Regions from separate parts of the Homo sapiens genome. Here region 2 is linked to region 1. Evidence: chromatin loops called from intact Hi-C (ENCODE). Cell type or tissue: IMR-90. All regions are shown on one strand. Each heading gives the region's core, and the rest is flanking DNA. Links, peaks and the distances in the headings are about the cores only.

The links. Hi-C counts contacts between places; a loop is a spot of excess contacts. Peaks named below come from ENCODE experiments on the same cell type or tissue, not always from the same donor. Only the 100,000 strongest peaks of a DNase experiment are listed, where the experiment ranks them.
Region 2: a loop joins it to region 1, with 5 times the contacts of the local background. A loop is called at or near these places in 26 of 110 quality-filtered maps.

The regions. Positions count from the first base shown.
Region 1 is chr15:32,839,531-32,849,941 of GRCh38, reverse strand. The region is part of intron 17 of FMN1 (formin 1); the gene reads left to right. Among named protein-coding and RNA genes, the nearest start is that of GREM1-AS1, 130 kb to the right of the region's middle. In IMR-90, for the core only: a CTCF peak has its summit at 5,610 (motif pointing left); DNase peaks (open chromatin) are centred at 5,581 and 8,841; H3K4me3 peaks cover 382 bases; H3K27ac peaks cover 2,802 bases.
Region 2 is chr15:32,949,508-32,959,918 of GRCh38, reverse strand. The region is part of intron 9 of FMN1 (formin 1); the gene reads left to right. Among named protein-coding and RNA genes, the nearest start is that of GREM1-AS1, 240 kb to the right of the region's middle. In IMR-90, for the core only: a CTCF peak has its summit at 3,728 (motif pointing right); DNase peaks (open chromatin) are centred at 3,688, 6,688 and 7,658; H3K27ac peaks cover 5,346 bases.

The DNA.
Region 1 (10,411 bases), core at 1,144-9,143:
CTTAAGCCTGTAATCCCTGCACTTTGGGAGGCCAAGGCAGGCGGATCACCTGAGGTCAGGAGTTTGAGACCAGCCTGGCCAACATGGCGAAACCCCATCTCTACTAAAAATACAAAAATTAGCCGGACATGGTGGTGTGCGCCTGTAATCCCAGCTGCTCTGGAGGCTGAGACAGGAGAATCGCTTGAACCCAGGAAGCAAAGGTTGCAGTGAGCTGAGATCATACCACTGCACTGCAGCCTGGGCCACAGTGAGACTCCTCCAAAAAAAAAATAAAGAAAAGAAAGCTATTTTATCACAGGTCTATTAGGTAGGCTTTTATCTAAAAGGGCTAGAGGGGATTTTTTTTCCCAGAAATTCCTGCAAAGAGCGTATGTTTTCCCCCGAAGTCGGTTTCTAATGACTATCCAGTAATGGAGTTGTGAAATTATGGTATTTCCATACATTGGAATACTAAGCATCTTTTTTAAAAAAAAAGTCTGTATGTATTGACCTGGAGGATCCCTAATGTATATGTTTAAGTGGATAAAAGCAAGGGTCAGAAGAGTAGTTATGTTATTATTAGGTATATTATTTTATCATTCAGATAAAAATGAAGCAAAAAATGAATACTACCTAACAGTGAGAACAAATAAGAATTAACCTAAGACTGGCCGGGCGCGGTGGCTCACGCCTATAATCACAGCACTTTGGGAGGCCGAGGCGGGCAGATCACGAGGTCAGGAGACCGAGACCATCCTGGCTAACACGATGAAACCCCGTGTCTACTAAAAATACAAAAAAAAAAAAAATTAGCTGAGCGTGGTGACAAGCGCCTGTAGTCCCAGCTACTCAACAGGCTGAGGCAGGAGAATGGCATGAACCCGGGAGGCAGAGCTTGCAGTGAGCCGAGATTGCGCCACTGCACTCCAGCATGGGTGACAGAGTGAGACTCTGTCTCTGAAAAAAAAAAAAAAAAAAAAAACAAAAGAGAACTAACCCAAGACTGATATTCAGCTGGTCCTCACCATAACACCCATACAGGTTGCCTGTTCTGCTAGTTAGTACCTATGTTATTGTTAAATATTTAGACTATTACTCCTAAAACTAATCAAACAGGTTCATTGCTGCAGCAGGTAGAAAATAGGCAGATGAGGTTCATAGGCGTATGCAGATTTGTTATAAATTTGGGTGTTTTAACCAGTGAGTACCTCTTAAAATAGTAAACAAATTTTTTTTGAAAAACAATTTTCTATAGTACTTCGCACTTCACATTTTTCCCTAAGATTCTGCTTCCTATTCATTGCTTCTCCATCATTATACCAACTGGGGTCCCTTAGCCACCTGAACCTAGAATTGGAAACCAAATGGTCTTACTCACAGTCTCATTACTTTCATTGGGTGCTGAACTGGACAACTTAAAAGGAAATCTGAAGGTCCCTTATCAAGCAAGATCTATGAGCTAGTACCTTGGTTTGTTTCCTATGGCTGCCTTCTTCAACATCGCTCTAGATGGCTCTATCTAATGGAAGCCTCCCAGTCAATGAGAAAATGCAAGGAAATGTTTAAAGGCATTGAGAGCTCAAGACAGTCTAATACACACACACGTGTGCACGCACACACACGTGCACACACATGAACCTGCTGGAACCCCTCCGTTCTTTCTCCTTGACTTGGATTGACTTCACTTATTTTGCTCATGCTTCCATCATCACTTCAGTTTCAGGCGTCACACTTTTGTGATGTTATTATTAGGTATGTAACATGAACCCTAATTTACATTATGGTCAAGAAGAGGCCTCTAATATGTAGGGTGTTTTACCTGTTCCTCATATTTTTTTTCTTATTGCCATAATCCTGTTCTTTATTTCATTTGGGCTCTTCATTACACAGGTGCTTCAATGTACACTTTTATGAATATGCCAAAATGAGAGAGTAAAGATCTTCTCTCAGATTACCCCGACACAGACCATCCTTTAAACCTAATCACAAACATAGAACCAAATCTCAGTCATTTATATCTTGAGATCATTGTCAGGATCTGACCTCTTCCGTGGGTATTTGCATTTTAGGCCTTAACTCTAATTTTTTTGTTTGTTTGTTTTTTTGAGATGGAGTCTCGCTTTGTCACCCAGGCTGGAGTGCAGTGGCGCGATCTCAGCTCACTGCACGCTCCGCCTCCCAGGTTCATGCCATTCTTCTGCCTTAGCCTCCCGAGTAGCTGGGACTACAGGTGCCCGCCACTACGCCTGGCTAAGTTTTTGTAATTTTTAGTAGAGACGGGGTTTCACTGCGTTAGCCAGGATGGTCTCGATCTCCTGACCTTGTGATCCGCCCACCTCGGCCTCCTAGAGTGCTGGGATTACAGGCATGAGCCACCACGCCCGGCCTTAACTCTTAGTTTTTTAAAGAGTTTGTCTCCTGTTTTTCTGGAACTCCTGACCTCAAGTGATCCACCCACCCCAGCCTCCCAAAGTGCTGGGATTACAGGCACGAGCCACCACGCCCAGCCTTGTCTTCTGTTTTTAAACACTGTCTCAGAACTACATGCTAGTGGAAGAGAGATGGTAGTGGTTGGGTTTGGAGGTAAGATATTATTTGTCAGATAAGTATCATTAACTCTTACAGGGTCTTTCCTAGAGCAGCAGCAGATATTTACACACACACACACACATACACACACACACACCCCTACATCTTTTCAACGTTATGGAACCAGTTTATTTGCTTGCTTTGGTAGAACAGGGGACTATACCTTAAACTGATTTTTACAACTTTGAGTAGGCCCTCAACCATGTAAGAATTGAAGTATTACTAAGGACAACCTCATGATGGTGTTATTGGGTAATCTCCTCATTTCCCTTTCATCATGGCAGAATCCAAGATAGTTTGATGAGACTCTGGAGCTGCAATTGCATTAACCTCTTTCTGATGATTGGAAATGTCCCCAGGTAGAAGTAGAGGATGGAGCCAAGTCAGTCAGGCTCTTTCTTTCTATGTATAGCCCCTTGTGAATTCACCCTTTTCACATTTCATTAGTTTGTTTTGGAAAAACTAGGAGGACATGAACTCATCCTTTTTTATGGTTGCATAGTATTCCATGGTATATATGTACCACATTTTCTTTATCCAGTCTATCATCAATGGGCATTTGGGTTGGTTCCAAGTCTTTGCTATCGTAAATAGTGCTGCAATAAACATACGTGTGCATGCATCTCTATAGCAGAATGATTTATAATCCTTTGGGTATATACCAGTAATGGGATTGCTGGGTCAAATGGCATTTATGGTTCTAGATCCTTGAGGAATCGCCACACTGTCTTCCACAATGGTTGAACTAATTTACATTCCCACCAACAGTGTAAAAGCATTCCTGTTTCTCTGCAGCCTCACCAGCATCTATTGTTTCTTGACTTTTTAATCGCCATTCTGACTGGTGGGAGATGGTATCTCATTGTGGTTTTGATTTGCATTTCTCTAATGATCAGTGATGTTGAACTTTTTTTCATGTTTGTTGGCCGCATAAATGTCTTGAGAAGTGTTTGTTCATCTCCTTTGCCCACTTTTTGATGGGGTTGTTTCTTGTAAATTTAAGTTCCTTATAGATTCTGGATACTAGGCCTTTGTCATATGGGTAGATTGCAAAAATTTTCTCCCATTCTGTAGGTTGCCTGTTCACTCTGATGCTAGTTTCTTTTGTTGTGCAGAAGCTGTTTAGTTTAATTAGATTAAGCAATACTTTTTTCTACATACATACAACTTTTATTATTTTAGTAAGAATACTTAGCATGAATTCTACCCTCTTTAACAAATTCTTAAGTGTGCAATACAGTCTTATTAACGATAGGCACAATAAAATGTTGTGTTTTTAAGTGATCTGAATGTAGTGAGAGAGCTTTGTGCTTGAAGTCAGAAGACCTAGGTTTGAACACTGGGTTCACCACTTAACCTTTCTATGTGATTTTGCAAAGGATTTTAAGTTCTTGGGGCCTTTTTTTTTTTCTTGTCTGTAAAATGGGAATAGTAATATCTAGTACACAGTGTCATTATGAAGATGAAATTAGATAACATACATGGGAAACCACCATATAAACTATAAAGCTTTAATAAATACAATGTGTTACATTTAAGGCATTCTTATTGTCCCACTTTGACCCTCTGTGAGAAACACCAATATACTGAAAATTTCCTTCCTGAATTGTTAGTTCTGGTGTGTGTGTTGGGGGGTGATTGGGGAGCATGCTATACTTGACTTCAACAGGTGCATAGCACTTCATTTAATTTTGCAGCAATCCTTTGAAACTGATTTTTTTCATTCCTAACTTTCCAGATAAGAAAACTGAGTCTGAGGGTCTTGGTAACTTACTCAGGGTCAGGGTGAGCTCAATCCCAGCGTTGTTACTGTGCCATCCTACTAACTTAGAGAACCACTTGGTTTCTTTTGAGTCCCAGGACCCTAGGGGTAAATAGAAATAAGCATATTTGTTTCATCATCTAAAGGAGAAAAGTATCAGAATAGTAGATTTGCCTTAACCTTGGGTAACAGCTTAACCTCAAAGATTCCTTTTCTGAGGTCTTAATAGAGGTCCTCTTTTACCTTTCCCAACAATAACAACAAAGTTTCCATTGTAATTAGTAAAGAATTGCAGTGACAAGTATTTAAGTATTTTATGGAATCAGTATTGAGCTCTGCATCTTGCATAATGGTTGTTCTCATGATAAATTGCCTCACGTAATTATTGGCCTAGCCACCACTTTCTCTTTGGATTCTTGACAACTATGGCAAGGTTTTCATCAGTGATTGATCAAAGATGCTATCACAAGACTTCTCTTTGATTTATACAGTTATTGTCTTCTTCATAATGAAAGAGCTTAACACCTGTATTGCCTTCTGGGAGTTATTGTGCATAATACATGTTATATAATACATAGTTTCGCAGACAATGTCCAATTCTGGAAAGATCTTTTCATTCCTTCAAATAATACGGGTATGTTTCTTCTGCTGAGTTCATTTGGCCTTAAATGAGTTGTGGCAGCTCTAGTAGGAACGCAGGACTAATGTATGTGGAGCAGTTAGCTCAGAACCTGGCACTATGTATATCAGCCGCTGCTGTTGTTACGTGATTTTGTCAAATCTTATCAGATGCTTCAGACAGTGGGTCTCAGAAAGTTAATCACAGAAATTTTACTTACCCAATGGTGCGAATAGCAGTGGTTCCAAGTTCAAGTGGCAAATAATTATTTACTACAGAGGACGGCCATAATTTTAGAAGGAAAGTTATGTGCATCTTTTTCATCTCTTCTAAAAATAAGCCAGAAGCAATGAATATAAGCTGGATTTCTGTTAAGACCAGACACTTTATTTTTGTTATATGTATAATTTGAAGATAGTCATGTGTATAATTAGAATAAAAGGTAAGTAGAATTAGCATAAGTTTAAAAGGTACCAGATATGCATGGAACTTTTATAAGGGATTATATTTTTCACAATTAAAATATTTTACATATTTTAAAGTATAATTATTTCTATAATTACATCTTGATGATATAAGGGATGTACATAATTCCATTTAAGAGGGCAGGTCTGATAGATCACACTTCATGGCTACCAAAATCAACAATATTACCACCTAGTGGCTGCTGAATTGAACTGCAAACACATGATCCTTGGGATCCACAAAGACCCTGTCTCAATAGCTAAAAATGATGGAAAAAGATAGTGAACGCCACTATAATTAACAACTTTAATGGGCCTTGATAACTGTTAATCACTGTAACACCCCAGCTCTGCTTTCAAACAGATTGGGAGAATAATGAGAATTTGCTTTTCCATTTATTGAGAAACTGAGCCTTGAAAAAGTCGTGAGCTGAGGCTAGAGAATGTGATTATTTAATTCCTTAATCCTTTTATTAATCTTCTGAATTGAGAAGTAGATCTACCTTTCCCTCCCAGTTTTTTTATTTAAATTTTGATTTATTTATAACATTTTTCAGTGAAAATTAAAAATGTGTATTTGAGTAGATCAGAACTGTTTTAAACAGAGATAAACTGGTCTTCTCGTTAAGGAAATATGCGATGTTAGTTAGTTCATGTGCTTTTATAAATTTAGCAAAACCTGAGTGCTCAACATTTAGAAGTGAAGTGCCAGTCCTGATAGCTCATCCTTACTCCATCTCAGAGTCAGGCATTGAGACCTTTGCTATTTACTACTTCCCCTTTCATCTTAGCATCCACCAACTTGTTGACATTCAAATTATTCATTGAAATAACCAAACCGTCTGCCCACTGAGCTCATTGCACCATCCCATTTCCTTGCTGAAATAAATAAAATGTGGCGTGAGTAATTGTAATATAGTAATTCTAGGGGAGCATAATATATTCAAGTAAGTAATGTAGAAAGCCACTAAAAAGTCTATTTGAAATTGCTCTTCTTCCCAGGAGGGCACTGTTCTCTCTTTAATATATTCTCTTTGGCTTCACGATTCTAGGATTAAGCCTAATTGCTAACATAATATATGTGCGTGATCGTTGCTTTCTTTAACTTAAGCTTCCTCTGGCATTGGTTTCTAGTTTGTAGTCATGACTGTGGCATTAATTGTAATTGGTCTGAGCTTCATGTGAAATAGGTTCCAGCGTGTTGACAGCAATTAATGGAGCTCCATAGTCCTGGGTAAGATTCAAGGGGTGGGTTTTGCATCTCTTTCAAATTGTTTTCTCATTGTTTCTGTTGTAGTCTCCTGGGAGACTATAATAAACAGGCTGGCTTTAGAATTGCACAAATCTGAGTTCAAATCTCTCCCCTACCTTTCTTTCTTTTTTTTTTTTTCTCTTTTTGAGACAGAGTTTCGCTCTTGTTGCCCAGGCTAGAGTGCAATGGTGTGATCTCGGCTCACCACAACCTCTGCTTCCTGAGTTCAAGCGATTCTCCTGGCTCAGCCTCCCAAGTAGCTGGGATTACAGGCATGTGCCACCATGCCCGGCTAATTTCTTGTATTTTTAGTAGAGACAGGGTTTCTCCATGTTGGCCAGGATGGCCCCGATCTCCCGACCTCAGGTGATCTGCCCGCCTTGGCCTCCCAAAGTGTTAGGATTACAGGTGTGAGCCACCATGCCTGGCCCTCTCCCCTACCTTTCTGAGCTTGGGAAGCTTACTTCCTCAAAAAAAAAAAAAAAAGCTGAGGTTCCCTCATCTCAAAGACAGAGGTAGTAATACCACCACCATAAGGTTATTGTGCCCATCAAACTTGCTAAAAAATGTCAGCCGTTTGACTATGGGTCTTTCTTTCATACTAGTACAGATAAACTTTTTCAAACTTTTACGTATTATTAGTTTAGGGCTTTCTGTGTTCTAGGCACTGTGCTGCATGTTATGAATACAATGATGAGCAAAAGGAACACAGTCTTTGCCTCTGGAACTTATATTTGCCAGTGGATATTTTATAATTATAGCCGATTGGTAATAGGAATCCACAGTGCATAACCAACCATCTCAAAACTTAGTAGGCTACAACAATGTATGCCTATCTCTCACAGTTTAATGAGTTGATTAGACTTAACTGGCTAGTTCTTGCTTCAGGTCTCCTGTGAAGTTGGAGTTAGATTATGGCTGGAATTGAAATCATCTGTAGGCTGCAGAGCCTCGGCTCGGGTGGATGGAGGGTGGGGCTTGGCTGGGCATCTCTGAGAGCCCGTGCAGTCACTCCACATGGCTTGCGCTTTCTCATAGCATGGTGGTCTCGCAGTAGTTAGCCTTCTTACATAGTTACTGGCTTTTTCCTGAGCAAATGTTCCAAGGAAAAGAAATTAGAAATTTCCTATCCTCTCAAACACTGGGAATGAAACATCACGTCACTGTTGTTCAGAGAAGTCACAGTCCAGTCCAGTTTTAAGGGAGTGAATAGACGCCACCGTTCAACTAGAGAACAGCACAAACATGCAGGGAAGGAAAGAGCTGATGATGGACATCTTGGAGACAAGCTACCACGGTGTCCTAATTGATCGTTCCTCAGATTTGTGTCTCTCGATATCTGGACTCTTAACTAGTGGGCTTTTTTACTTGACTTAGTCCATCAAGATTTATAAAACTGACCATTTGTGCTTGCCCTAGGAAAATGGATTGTATAATCTTTAAGTGTGAGATAAATAGCAAAATACATATCTGTTCTGGTTCTCGTAACTCCTTCAGGATGGATGGTATTTCCAGGAAACAGGATTTTCTCATTCTCCTGAATCACTCTCTGTGTTACTACACAGAAGGAAATATACAGCTTCATAAATACTAGCCTCACGAACCCAGTTCCACAAAGCGATTCACATGTTACATGCCTACTGAAACACACAAGAACCATCACATCAGCCAGAATATATTTCCTAGGACTTTAATATAAAGTCCCATTTGCTGCAGTTTTCTACTCCGCTTCTTCTGAGATGGAGTGATGGAATGTGTAGAAATAGTTAAAAGCCATTTCTAAATCAACATTGAAAATATTTTTTTCAATTAGTTTATCTACCAATGTTATGTTCCCAAAAATATAGATAAGAAACCAGAATCTGGAATTTATATTAAAGTTCATGAGTTTTGATTACATGTTCCAGGTGGATCAATCTGAAATACAAGCCTTACTTTAAAATAATGGAATGATTCCCTTGGATATATGAGACTTCTTCTCCAGGGACACACTACATATACTCTGAGATTAAAACACTGTGTGTTTTGTCTCTCTATATTTCTCAAACATATTAAATGGACAATATCCAAGAGGCATCTAAGAAGGAATAAGCTAGAAAAGTAGCCTGTATTGTTTCCCACGAACTGTGATGATCCAACCCAAGATCAATGAGCTGTCAGAAAAAGTGGGGGAGAAGTTCCAAGCAAAAATATCTAAAGTAATAGCCAAGGGGATAAAGAAAACCACTGGCTGGATAAACGGTGATAAATGCTGGTGGTTTGTTTGTTTTTAAATTTTGTTTCTGTCTGTAAGTCCCTCTTTCTGTGTAATACAAACTCTTGTACTGTGTGACACTCCTGTGTCTATCTTTCAAAGACTGGGGAGGGTGGAATGAGCAATTATCTGTTCTTCTTTAAACAACGATTCTCCCACTGTTTAGAATTTAAACAGTGTGTGCACATTTTCTTTTCGGTATTTCAGTTGTCCACAGTTACAGTCCACTCAATGTTCTGTACAAATGGGGCATGATGACCCACTGGCACAGCTTCCTCTCATGTTTGTACCATTTCCATACCCTCCCCTCCCTCCTGGACACCTGTGCTAATCATCCAAGGACTGCCTCCCACCCACACGACTGCCTGTCCTCATCTTTGCCTCCTTGGCACTGAACGAAATAGCCAAGCTTCTGAGATCCCTGGAACTTGCCTGTGTGTGGAATCCCACATGCTCTAAAATGCCTTTCACACAGCTACTCTGTTTTTGAAGCAAAGTGATTTTAGTCATTTGTACGCAGTTATGTGCAGAGATGAGAGGTTTTGGGCATGCTGTTAGGTCCTCGGTAGTATCTTGAATGTGCTGATACCGGGTGATTACAATCTTCTAGTAGTGAGAAGGGAAAAATAGAGCTGCGTGGAGCTAGATATTCAAATAATATCATATCATGGCTCCTCCTGGGAATATGATCATCCTTGAAGTGACTTAGTCCTCACTCCTCTCCAGAAAAAAAGCCATTTCTTCCTCCAGCTTTCTCTGCCCTCTCACCACCACAGCCCCTTTGGTCTGGTTAAATCTGAGCCACACAGATGCTCACTAAGGGCTAAAACAACAGTGGCAAGAGGAGGCCAAGTTAATGGGTGAGCAGCACCCTAGACTGGGAGTGCTGAGTTTCGCCCACAGACCTCAAGCTGCCCCCAGCCCATTCTGCTTTGGATTTCAGGGCTGCAGCTCTCCTCCCGGGGAGGATTCATCACTTCTTAGGTTTGTTCAACGCTAGTTTCTTATGTTGCCAATATGTGGCTCTGCAAATAAATGCTCACAGGGAAAAATCGGAAATTGGTCTTATTGACTTAGCGGTGTAGATCTCCCTCCCATCAAGTATACAGTTCTTCAGTGTACCTGTAGTTAGTTCTGGATAATTATAAGCAAATTAACAAGGATTTTTTACATTGTTGTTCCCCATTTCATGACTAAGTTGCTGCCATTAGCACCATACCTGTGAGCTAAGCAGTGGGGAGGTTGATTTTTTTTTTTTCAAGCCTAATCTTATTTTGAGGAGAAATCGGTTCTCAAGAGAATCTTCTCTCTCAATCCTACTTCCAGGACACTGATGGGTGCAAGCCATTATTGATTTCCACAGTCTGTCAAGAGTATAAATGAGAAGTCTGAGTCTCTTGTCTCAAGAAGCCAAGCTTCTGATGTAGGCAGATAAAAGAAACTATGTTTGGAGTAGCTTATCATCATTAACAACCATAAGCATTTCCTG
Region 2 (10,411 bases), core at 718-8,717, 110 kb before region 1:
ATGCAGGATCGTATTAAATTTACTTTTGTTCTTTATTGCTTCTTAGATTGCTATTACTCTTTTTGTTTCTCTCCAGATGCTTGAAAACATGTTGTTTACTCATAGAACTATTCACTTCTGTTTTGGTGAATGAATATTTGTTTTTAAACATCAAAGCATTTGGTCATTTATTATTTCTTTTCTTATAATAGTTTGCCTGTTCAACAAAGGAGTTTAAGGCAGTTAGTACTTGATAACATTTATTTTGTTTCTCTGTCTGAGGGGGAAAATAACACTTCATTTAAACTCTTTAAGTTTTCTGAACAGGGTGGTTGCCATTGCCCCATGGAATCCGTGCACTTGTGTAGTGCTTGCTTTTCTCTGTAAGTGGAGGCAAAAAATTGGGTCTACTGAGCTTTGTGGTAATATGCAGCTTAGAGTTTTCAGTGAGCTTTGTGTCCTACCTTAGAGCTGAGGTTTTAAGTTTTAAAGAAAATAGCAAGCTGAATTGATGCCAGAAAACTCCAAACCTGCCTCCTATAATCTTTGCTCCATGCCTGTGGCCAGATTTCCAACATCAAGATGGATCCCTTGGTCTCTTCTGAGAGTCAGATGTTTGTTTTCTTTCCTCTTGAAAATGAAAGTGGTTTTAGAGGTGGTGAGCAGCTGAGGAGTTTCAGCATTGAAGGCCAACTCCTTCAGCTGGATCATGGAATGGTTCCCATATGAGAAGACCAGGAGGATACTTGCCAGATAGGTCTTTTTATAATGACTGAACAAGAGAAAGTGCTGGGTACATTACTGGATTTCAAAATCCAGAATTCTGAATCTTGGCTATAGGGCTTCAGCCAGCATTGAAACGTGAATATGAATGTCTTTTTTTTTTTTTTTTTTTTGAGACAGTGTTTCACTGTTGTCGCCCAGGCTGGAGTGCAATGGTGTGATCTCGGCTCACTGCAACCCCCACCACCCAGGTTCAAGCCGATTGTCCTGCCTCAGCCTCCCAAGTAGCTACGATTACAGGCACCCACCATCACGCCCAGCTAATTTTTATATTTTTAGTAGAGACGGGCTTTCACCACATTGTCCAGGCCAGTCTCAAACTCCTGACCTCAGGTGATCCACCTGCCTTGGCCTCCCAAAGTGCTGGGATTACAGGCGTGAGCCACTGCACCCAGCCATGAATATCCCTTAAATAGAGCTGGTCTTCATCCCTCAGCACATTTCACGTTTGTATTTCAGAAGTAATGGACAGAATGATCAAGAGTCTGTGGAACTCAGATACTAATTTCTAGCTTCAACTACTAAAATAGTATTTAAATTTCATATCACTGGCACTTGTTTAAGCATGTATGTATGTATGTATGTATGTATGTATGTATGTATGTATATCTTCTCAAACTAGGCAGGGATCCTGTTCTGTAATATCATGTAGTCTAGGAATTAGAAGAAATCTTACCCATCATCTTATTTCTCTCATATGGCACATAAGAAACTAAGACCGAGAAAGATAAAGTGACTTGTAGGGGTTTGTACACTTTTAACTGGGAAGACATTGATGATGATGAACACTTGTTCATCAGCATGTGTCTGCATTTCCCCTTTATTTAAATGGTAACTTGCCACCTTGGTGATAGTATCAACTTTTATTCGGGTGATTTATTTGAAGTTTATGAATGAGAGTAGCCATTATTAAAAACATCAACAAAATATAGCCACACTTCTGCATATCCAAAGTATTTCCTACATTGTGTAATTATCCATGGTTTTCTTCAGAGTCTTCCAATAGGAAGCCAAATCTTTGAGTAAAAAGATGTGCTTTCTATGTAACTCCAGCAAAAGGCATATATAGATTTGGAGCTGGTGTTTTTCTTTGACCTTATCAATTCCATTTAAAATATTAGCTATAATAAAATAAATTTATTACTAATTATTACAAATTTATATTGCATACTTAGATAGGTGCCATTCTCATTTGTGATACTAGACCACTCTGCCACGACAAACATGGCAGTAACCAAATTAAGAACCAGAGCTCAAGATACCAGCTGTCAATGGAACCACCACCACTTGCTACTATCTCTTATTTTTTTCTTTCGTAACATTCAGAAAAAGTCATTTAACCTTCTCACACTGATTTCTTCTCTACGAAATTGGGAATAACACCCCCTTAATATGGTTATTATAAGTATAATATGAAATTATAAGAGTACGTTAAGTATTCTTTGCATTAATCTCTTAGTTTATGAACTAATGTGAAAGCTTTGGAAAGAAATTCTTAAACATCTTTGATTCCCAAGGTTTTTAAGGTCTTAAAGCATTAATGTGTCAATTCCTAAAACTATTTGCAAATGGGAATCTCTAGATTATTCTTGTTTGTTGATATTCATGGAAGTATCCCACAACTTCCGTTAGTGATACATTCGGACATCTAGTAGTACATATCGTGTTTGTATAGTCTCTTTTCACTGAAAGATAAAGAGTTTCCCCTGTCAATATGTCATATTTACACTGTCTCTAAGTGACATTTGTTCCTGAGCAAGGTAGGTCAGCACCTTGACAAGGAGCCAGAAATCCACCTTCATTGTCTGTGATTCTTTCTCCTGGTTCCTGTAAAAAAAAAAAAAAAAAAAAAAAAAAAGAACTGCTCTGATAAACTTTCCAATTGTGTTTTAAACTTGCCCAACGACATTCTGAAAATCAGCATGATCTGCCAATATTCCTCCTTTTTTGAGATGCCATGATCTGACTAAATTATAAATCATCTCTGTTTGTTTCCTCTTCTGTAAGATATGTAAAAGGATTCCTCTCTCCCCGTCTCCCTCTCTGTCTCTGTCTTTTTAATAGATATTTCTTAAGAATTAATGAGATAATGGCTATTCCCCAAACACTTTGGGGGAAGGGGGTTGTGATGGTTCAGCAGATACTAGTCTGTTGAAATTTTGTGGTGCCAAAAGCCTTCAGCATTGATTGTAATTTGGTCACTTTGGCAAGGATCATAGCTGTAATTCTCAAATCCCAGACTTTATGTCTCAGTTTATTGGGGAGGGGAGAAGGGTGGAAGAAGAACATTGTTTGGAAGCCTGAACATAAATTTATAGGGTTTTCATAACCTATTGCTTTCCAAGTTTATATTATTTCAGCTTTGGTGTACAAAGATAATTTCTCTGGGCTCCCTCGGTGTAAGGAATGTGCGTTAGTTTTTTTATATGAGGGTGGTGATAGGTTTGTCTACCCCTTTACGTTTTTCACGTGTTGACAACTGAGCAATGGGGTTAGGGATTATCATCTATAGAAGTGAGTGAAATAACTTGCCCATGTGTTGATTGTACTAATATATGACCTGGGGGCCTAAACTAGCGCTCTGTCCCGATTTCTTGAGTGATATCTGGAATGATCAGGGCTTTCCTGTTCTTCAGTTTAAGGACTCCTGACTGGCCGCATTTACTGAAAGGAAACAGGAGCTCCATGACAGGCACCAGTTTACAAAAATTCCACCTTGTAAATTTTATTTGGAAATGAGACAGCCCCAGAAGTTGTACGTTTATTTTATTTGCTTATTTTTTTAAAAAAAAAAAAGAGTGGTTAGGACTTGTCAAATATGAATATCAATGATTCTTTCAGAATGCTGCATCTGAGTATTATTCTTGGAGTTCAACCATGTTTCTCTTGTTGGCTGTTCAACAGTAACTTGATCTGGATTTGTGTCTCCAGCCAGCTGCATTTAGGATGCTCTTTTCCTACCCCACACCACAAGAGGGCACCTTAGAATGCTGAGATACAAAGATAAAAGTTGCATGGATCCTAGAACCCCCAGAACAGGAACCTGGAAGAGAGTAACTGCCCCCAGCTCTCTCTTTAGTCTTCTCATATCTCTATTGTGGACCATGAGGCCAAATTTCACAGCAAATTACCCACACAGAGTATTGGGAGTCAATTGCATATTAGAAAGACTTGAAGGTATTAGCAGAAAAAAAATCATTAGTAGCCATGGTTCCAGTGCTTAGAATGAATGATTGCAGTATAAAAATATATGGAATATTAGAGTTAGCGTCTTTGGGACTGATTCTGGAATTCCTTTCTCACCACACACACAGACACGTGCGCGCACGCACACACACACACACACGCACACGCACACACATCTTTAAAATCTTCCATATCGGAAGAGAGTGAAAAGCAAAAGTTTATTTGAATATAGATTTGGGGTTATCTGTTTGGAAAACACAAAAAAGTACAGGATATGCTATGAGAGAACCATTCTAAATATTTATGCTTTAAAAAATATTTATCTTCTCGTTGAGGGAAGTTTTGAAGTCTCGCCTATATTTTCCCAAATCTCATTCATTTATCCTCAATCCAGGCCATTTTCTGAGATTCTGTTACGGGGTTGGAGCTAGACAACAGGATGAGGCTGAGCGCCTGTGCTTGGGACCTTGATGGTGATAGTGAGTCCTCTGGCCTTCAGTTCCAAGCTAGAAGTATGTGAAGATGTAACAAGAATAGGGAAAGATCATATATGTATACTTCGGTTGCAAGTCCAGGTCACATGGATGCTTTTGAAGGTGAACTTGTAAGTGCTTTGCAAAATACACACATCTCCCATGTATGTGATAGTCAGAACAGCCCCTGCACATGCCCTCACAGGCACATGCTTAATATGAACAGAGAAGTCTCAATGACCTTGGATTTATTTGATGTCATTCAAGTGGAGATTAAAAAATAAAGATATCACTAGTAGTGCCACTGCTAAATGAGGAATTTTGGTTAAGTGCCTGTCATATATTAACTAATTTGATCAAAAACCCAGTGAGACGGTTCCTATTATTGTTCCTGTTTTATACATGAGAAAACTGGAGTTTAGAGGGGTTGGGCAACTTGCGTAGTACCACATAGTTCTAAAGAGCAAAGGAATGTTTCCAGCAACAACCCCACAGCTTATTTTTTTGTTTGTTTTGAGACAAAAAGTCTCACTCTGTTGCCTAGTCACTGCAACCTCCACCTCTCAGGTTCATCAAGCAATTCTCATGCCTCAGCCTCCAGAGTAGCTGGGACTACAGGCACACCTACCATGCCTGGCTAATTTTTGTATTTTTAGTAGAGATGGGGTTTCACCATGTTGGCCAGGCTAGTCTCCAACTACTGACCTCAAGTGATCCGCCCACCTTGACCTCCCAAAGTGCTGGGATTACAGGCGTGAGCCTCCGTGCCCAGCCTTGTGTTGTTAATTACTTGATAAATGGGCATTCGTCTGCATTTAACTGCAAGTTCTGACTTTAAATTCACTTGGCCAAGACTGAATTTTATTTTTTGGTCATTGTATAGTGAAAAAAGTGCCCAGCTTTGGTGTCAGTAAACATAATTTCTAATTCTGACTCTGACCCTAACCAAATATCGAATCCCGAACAAGTCCTTTAAATTCTCCGATCTCAGGTTTCTCATCTGTCAAAAGATAAACTTTAATTATATGAATTCCAAGGATCTGGTCATGACTTCTTTGCAGATGAAGACACTCAAGATCTGCCAACTTTCATTTTATTTTTAGAAGGCAGATAGATGAGGGTATTACACATTGAGCAATATCTTAGCGCTCAGATCCAGGCCTAATCAGATGGATAGAGCTGTCTCAAACCATCAGTAGCATATTGTATGAGCCATAGGTACATGGGGGTTCAGGAAATAATTGTTCTGATTTTAATAATCCCCCAAATGTAAGGTATATATATTGGAGAGTTATTTTTAAACAAACCAAGTTTTTTATGTAGTGGGGGTATTGAAGTACTGGAAATATGATAGAGAAAACTGCAGTGGAAATTAGCAGCCAGAGATCTCGTCTTGAAGGTAACTATTAGTTGTTGTAGTTGTTGTATGTCCAGTCATGTAACCCCTCTGACCTTAACTTCTATACCTAACATGGCATCTGGAGTGAAAATTTGCAAATATGCTTTCCAGATGCAAAATCTCAGAACTTAGCTGAATGTGGATACGTTCCCACATACATTTTTAAACTGAGTGTGTGTAAGATTGAAACAGTGAATTTAGATTTTTACCTAGTCAATGAGCGGCATGGGATATACTGCAAACCAGACTCAAACCACAATGTTCCCACCTTCCGGTATACAGTATTCTCTCTTTGCAGTTGTCCTTACATAACAGAAATGCATTTGGCGGCAGCAGCCAGTGGTGGAACTGGCCAGCCCCCGTTGTGCTGGGGTGGCCCTCCACCATTTTTTCCTCCGTCTCCTAGCAGAGTTTCCACGGTCGAGAGGCCTGGAGCTCAGGTTACACCAGACAAAACTGTCCACTTACTTCCTAGGATAGTCTGGCTGGACCCCAGTGCTATGGCCACACTTCCAATTTTTGATAAAATACTTTTGACCCAGAGCTTCATTTCATTTAGACCTGACCTGATTTCCCTCCAGCTGAGGCTAATTTGCATGGCTGTAAACACGGACCTTACAAAGCTCACCAACTGTGATAAAAGCAAAGGAAACCTGAGACCATTGGAAATTCAAAAATCTGCCTTCTGTATCCCAGCCTGACTCTGAGTTATGCCTCAGCCCAGGAGGCTTCCTGTGTGCAGCAGCTAAAAAAATGTTATTCTGATTGATCTGATTAGGGCAGCAAGGTTAGCCATGGTCAATTTACAAAGACAGTATGAGAAGAAATCATGTGTGTCGTCATGTTATGGGTCAGCGAGGCCCCTGCCAGAAGTTACGAAAAGCCACAGCTCTGCCAGGACCATTATCAGATCTCCTAGGTGGGGTACAAACGGGATTGGAGGTTTAGGGGGCCCCTCCAGTGGAGTGAATGACAAAAGGGATTGGACTCTGAAGAGCGGGTGAATCAAATCATGCTCGCTCGCTTCCAGCTGGATTTCTTAGCCGCCAAGCCCCTTACATGTGAGTGGGAGAGCCTGGGAGTTCCCCAGTACAGTGTGGGGAGGACTGCCTTTAGCTTCTCACTGCAAGGGAAAGAAGAGGGTGGAAAAGCTAATTTGACACGGACGTGAGACTCTACGTTGACCCACAGAAGCAGCCAGATGGAACCTATTGGGCATTTTGATCCCTCCCTTCGCCACAAGAGTAGTTTAATTGGGATCTGGCTCCAGGCCCTTATTACTAAATAACCTGAGTTTTCGTGTTTTCATTTTCATTAATTAACTTTCATGCTAGGTGCCTTATTAGTCGCATTAGGCATTTTGCATGTCCAAAATATCTTAGGAGGTGAGAAGGAGGTCTTTAAAAATAGTACAGAGCTGCAAGTACCAGGGGGTTAATTCATGGCCGCCTAATTATCACATCACTTTTTACTCTCTTGTGGACTCTGTTGTACAACTTCCTTAGTTTAAAATATGCACAAAACCCAGCTTTAAACTTTGTTTTCAAACGGTTATTACATTCATATTGACTCTAAAGATTTTGGAGCCTTCACCTTGGGTGTGGTTTGCTTCCTTCCTGTCCAATTCGGGAACATAAATGTTCCTTGCAACACTGGGATAAGACACATTAATTAACAAAGAAAGATTTATATAAAATGAGGCCAACTGAAAGCTATACTGCTTGAGCTGGGGCTCATTATAAATAGATCACTCTGTATATAATCATCTTACTAATGGAAAAAATGAGACGTTGAGATGGTTGCTTGGAGAAGAATGTGATTCAGAATGTAGCAGTAAAACGCCTAAAGCATACTTTGTTTAGAATGCTTTAGTAAGACATTGGAGAGGCTTGGCCATGATGATGTTTTTGTTGTATATACATATACTCTTGGGGTGTGGAGGTATCTGAAAAACTTAGCCCTATAAAACCCAGCCATTCAGTTGCCACTGCAGGAAAGGATGAGCCTCTGAGGCTGAAGGTGCATGGAAAAGGAGGTAGAACTCACAGACCTGCACAGAGAGTTCATACCTATGAATTCAAGATCAAGCTGAGATCTGGGCGTTTGCCTCAGAGCCATAGGAAGCCAGTGACAAGGCTGTAGCAGAGGGCTGAGCTCCAGTTTCTGACCAGCTGCCTTCTCTAGCATGCCCAGTGTGGTGAGAGTCACCACTAGACTAAGTATGGAAGGTGGTAGTGTGGTAGGGCAGCAGGGGCTTCTTGAACCCCACAGGCCTGGCTGAGTCATCATTCATGGGGCAAGTCCCTTCATCTTTCTAAGGCCCCTTCGTACAGTTTTCTCATCTGTAAAGAAAGAGTAATATTAATGTCTGCTTCAAAGGTGGTTGTGAAAATTAAAATGTAGTATGTGAAATGTTTGGCCTGGGGCTTGGCACATCAATGGTGCTTTCACTATGCTATTACCACCATCATTGCCACCATGAGAACTGGGAATAAGAATAATGAAACATCCTCCAGTGTCATCCCAAAGGAAAGCAAGAGGTTGAATTTTAACCAGAAGCCTCATCTCTCATTCACTTATGGTTCCTGGACCCCAGGGGCTGCTAGTTACAATCCATTTCCCCTATTTGTGTGTGCGTGGATGTGTGTGTGTGTGTGTGTGTGTGTGTGTGTGTCCCACTGGGGCGCAGCTATGCAGTTAAAGCAAATGAATTTTAGCCAGATTCTCAGAGATGAATTCCTTCAGTGTGTACCAAGAAAAAACCACCCAATGCAAGGAAAAGTTTAAAATGTATCTCCATTTTCTAGTTCTATTTGTATTTTGCTTTCATGGTAACCTGTGTTTGTGATACAATTTTAAGAATGCCAGCTATTGGCAGGTAACATAATATCACCTTTTTAAATCTTTGGAGAGCATGATAGTCTATAAATAAATAAACATATGTAGAATGACCGATTTTGGTAATGTGAGGCTCTTAAAATATGAAGTTATTTTAGGTTGGTTTCTTTATTAACAAATAGACTGCATTAACTTTCATACAGTACTTGATTAAATTTTATCAACATAATGCATGAATAGAATTTAAAAAGTCAAGCAATATTAAGACTTTAAAAAAAAAAGCAAAAGTTCTCCAAATCTCAATAAAATTTCAAGGAATTTTTCATACAGATCACATCTGCTGATCAAAATGAAATTAAGTTAGGAATCGTGTCAATAACAAAAAGATAACTAACAGTATTGAAAACTACATTTTTTAAACTTTTAAGTCCAGGGGTACACGTGCAGGTTTTTACATAGATAAAGTTGTGTCATGGGGGTTTGTTGCATAGATTATTTCGTCACCCAGGTATTAAGCCTAGTACCCATTGGTTATTTTTCCTGATACTCAACCTCCTCCCACCCTCCACCTTCTAATAGGCCCCAGTGTATGTTGCTCTCCTCTGTGTGTCCATGTGTTCTCATCATTTAACTCCCACTTACAAGTGAAAAAATGTAGTATGTGGTTTTCTGTTCCTATGTTAGTTTACTAAGGAGTATGGCCCCCAGCTCCATCCATGTGCCTGCAAAGTCATGATCTCATTTTATTTTATGGCTGCATGGTATTCCATAGTGTATATGTACCACATTTTTTAAAATCCAGTCTGTCATTGATGGGCATCTATAGGTTGATTCCATGTCTTTGCTATTGTGAATGGTGTTTTAATGAACATACATGTGCATATGTCTTTATAACAGAATGACTTATACTCCTTTGGGTGTATACCCAGTAACAGGATTGCTGGGTCTAATGGCAGTTCTGTCTGTAGGTCTTTGAGGAATTGCCACATTGTCTTTCACAATAGTTGAACTAATTTACTCTCCCACCAACAGTGTAAAAGCATTCCTTTTTCTCCACAGCTTTGCCAGCATGTTATTTTTTGACTTTTTAATAATAGCCATTCTGACTGGTGTAAGATGGTATCTCATTGTGGTTTTGATTTGCATTTTTCTCTAATGGCCAGTGAAGTTGAGCTTTTTAATATATATATATATATATATATATATGTGTATATATATATATATGTGTATATATATATATATGTGTATATATATATGTGTATGTGTATATATATGTGTGTGTATATATATGTGTGTATATATATATATATATATATATATGCTTTTTGGCCTCATGCATGTCTTTTTTTGAAAAGTGTCTGTTCATGTCCTTTGCCCACTTTTTAATGGGGTTGTTTTTTTCTTGTACATTTGTTTCAGTTCCTTACAGATGCTAGATATTCAACCTTTGTCAAATGCATAGTTTGCAAAGTTTTTCTCCCATTCTGTAGGTTGTCTGTTCACTCTGTTGATAGTTTCTTTTGCTGTGTAGGAGCTCTTTAGTTTAATTACATCCCGTTTGTTAATTTTTGCTTTTGTTGTAATTGCTTTTGGCATCTTCATCATGAAATATTTGCCTGTGCCTGTGTCCTGAATGGTATTGCCTAGGTTGTCTTCTAGAGTTTTTATAGTTTTGGGTTTTACATTTAAATGTTTAATCCATCTTGAATTCATTTTTGTATATGGTGTAAGGAAAAAGGGGTCACTTTCAGTC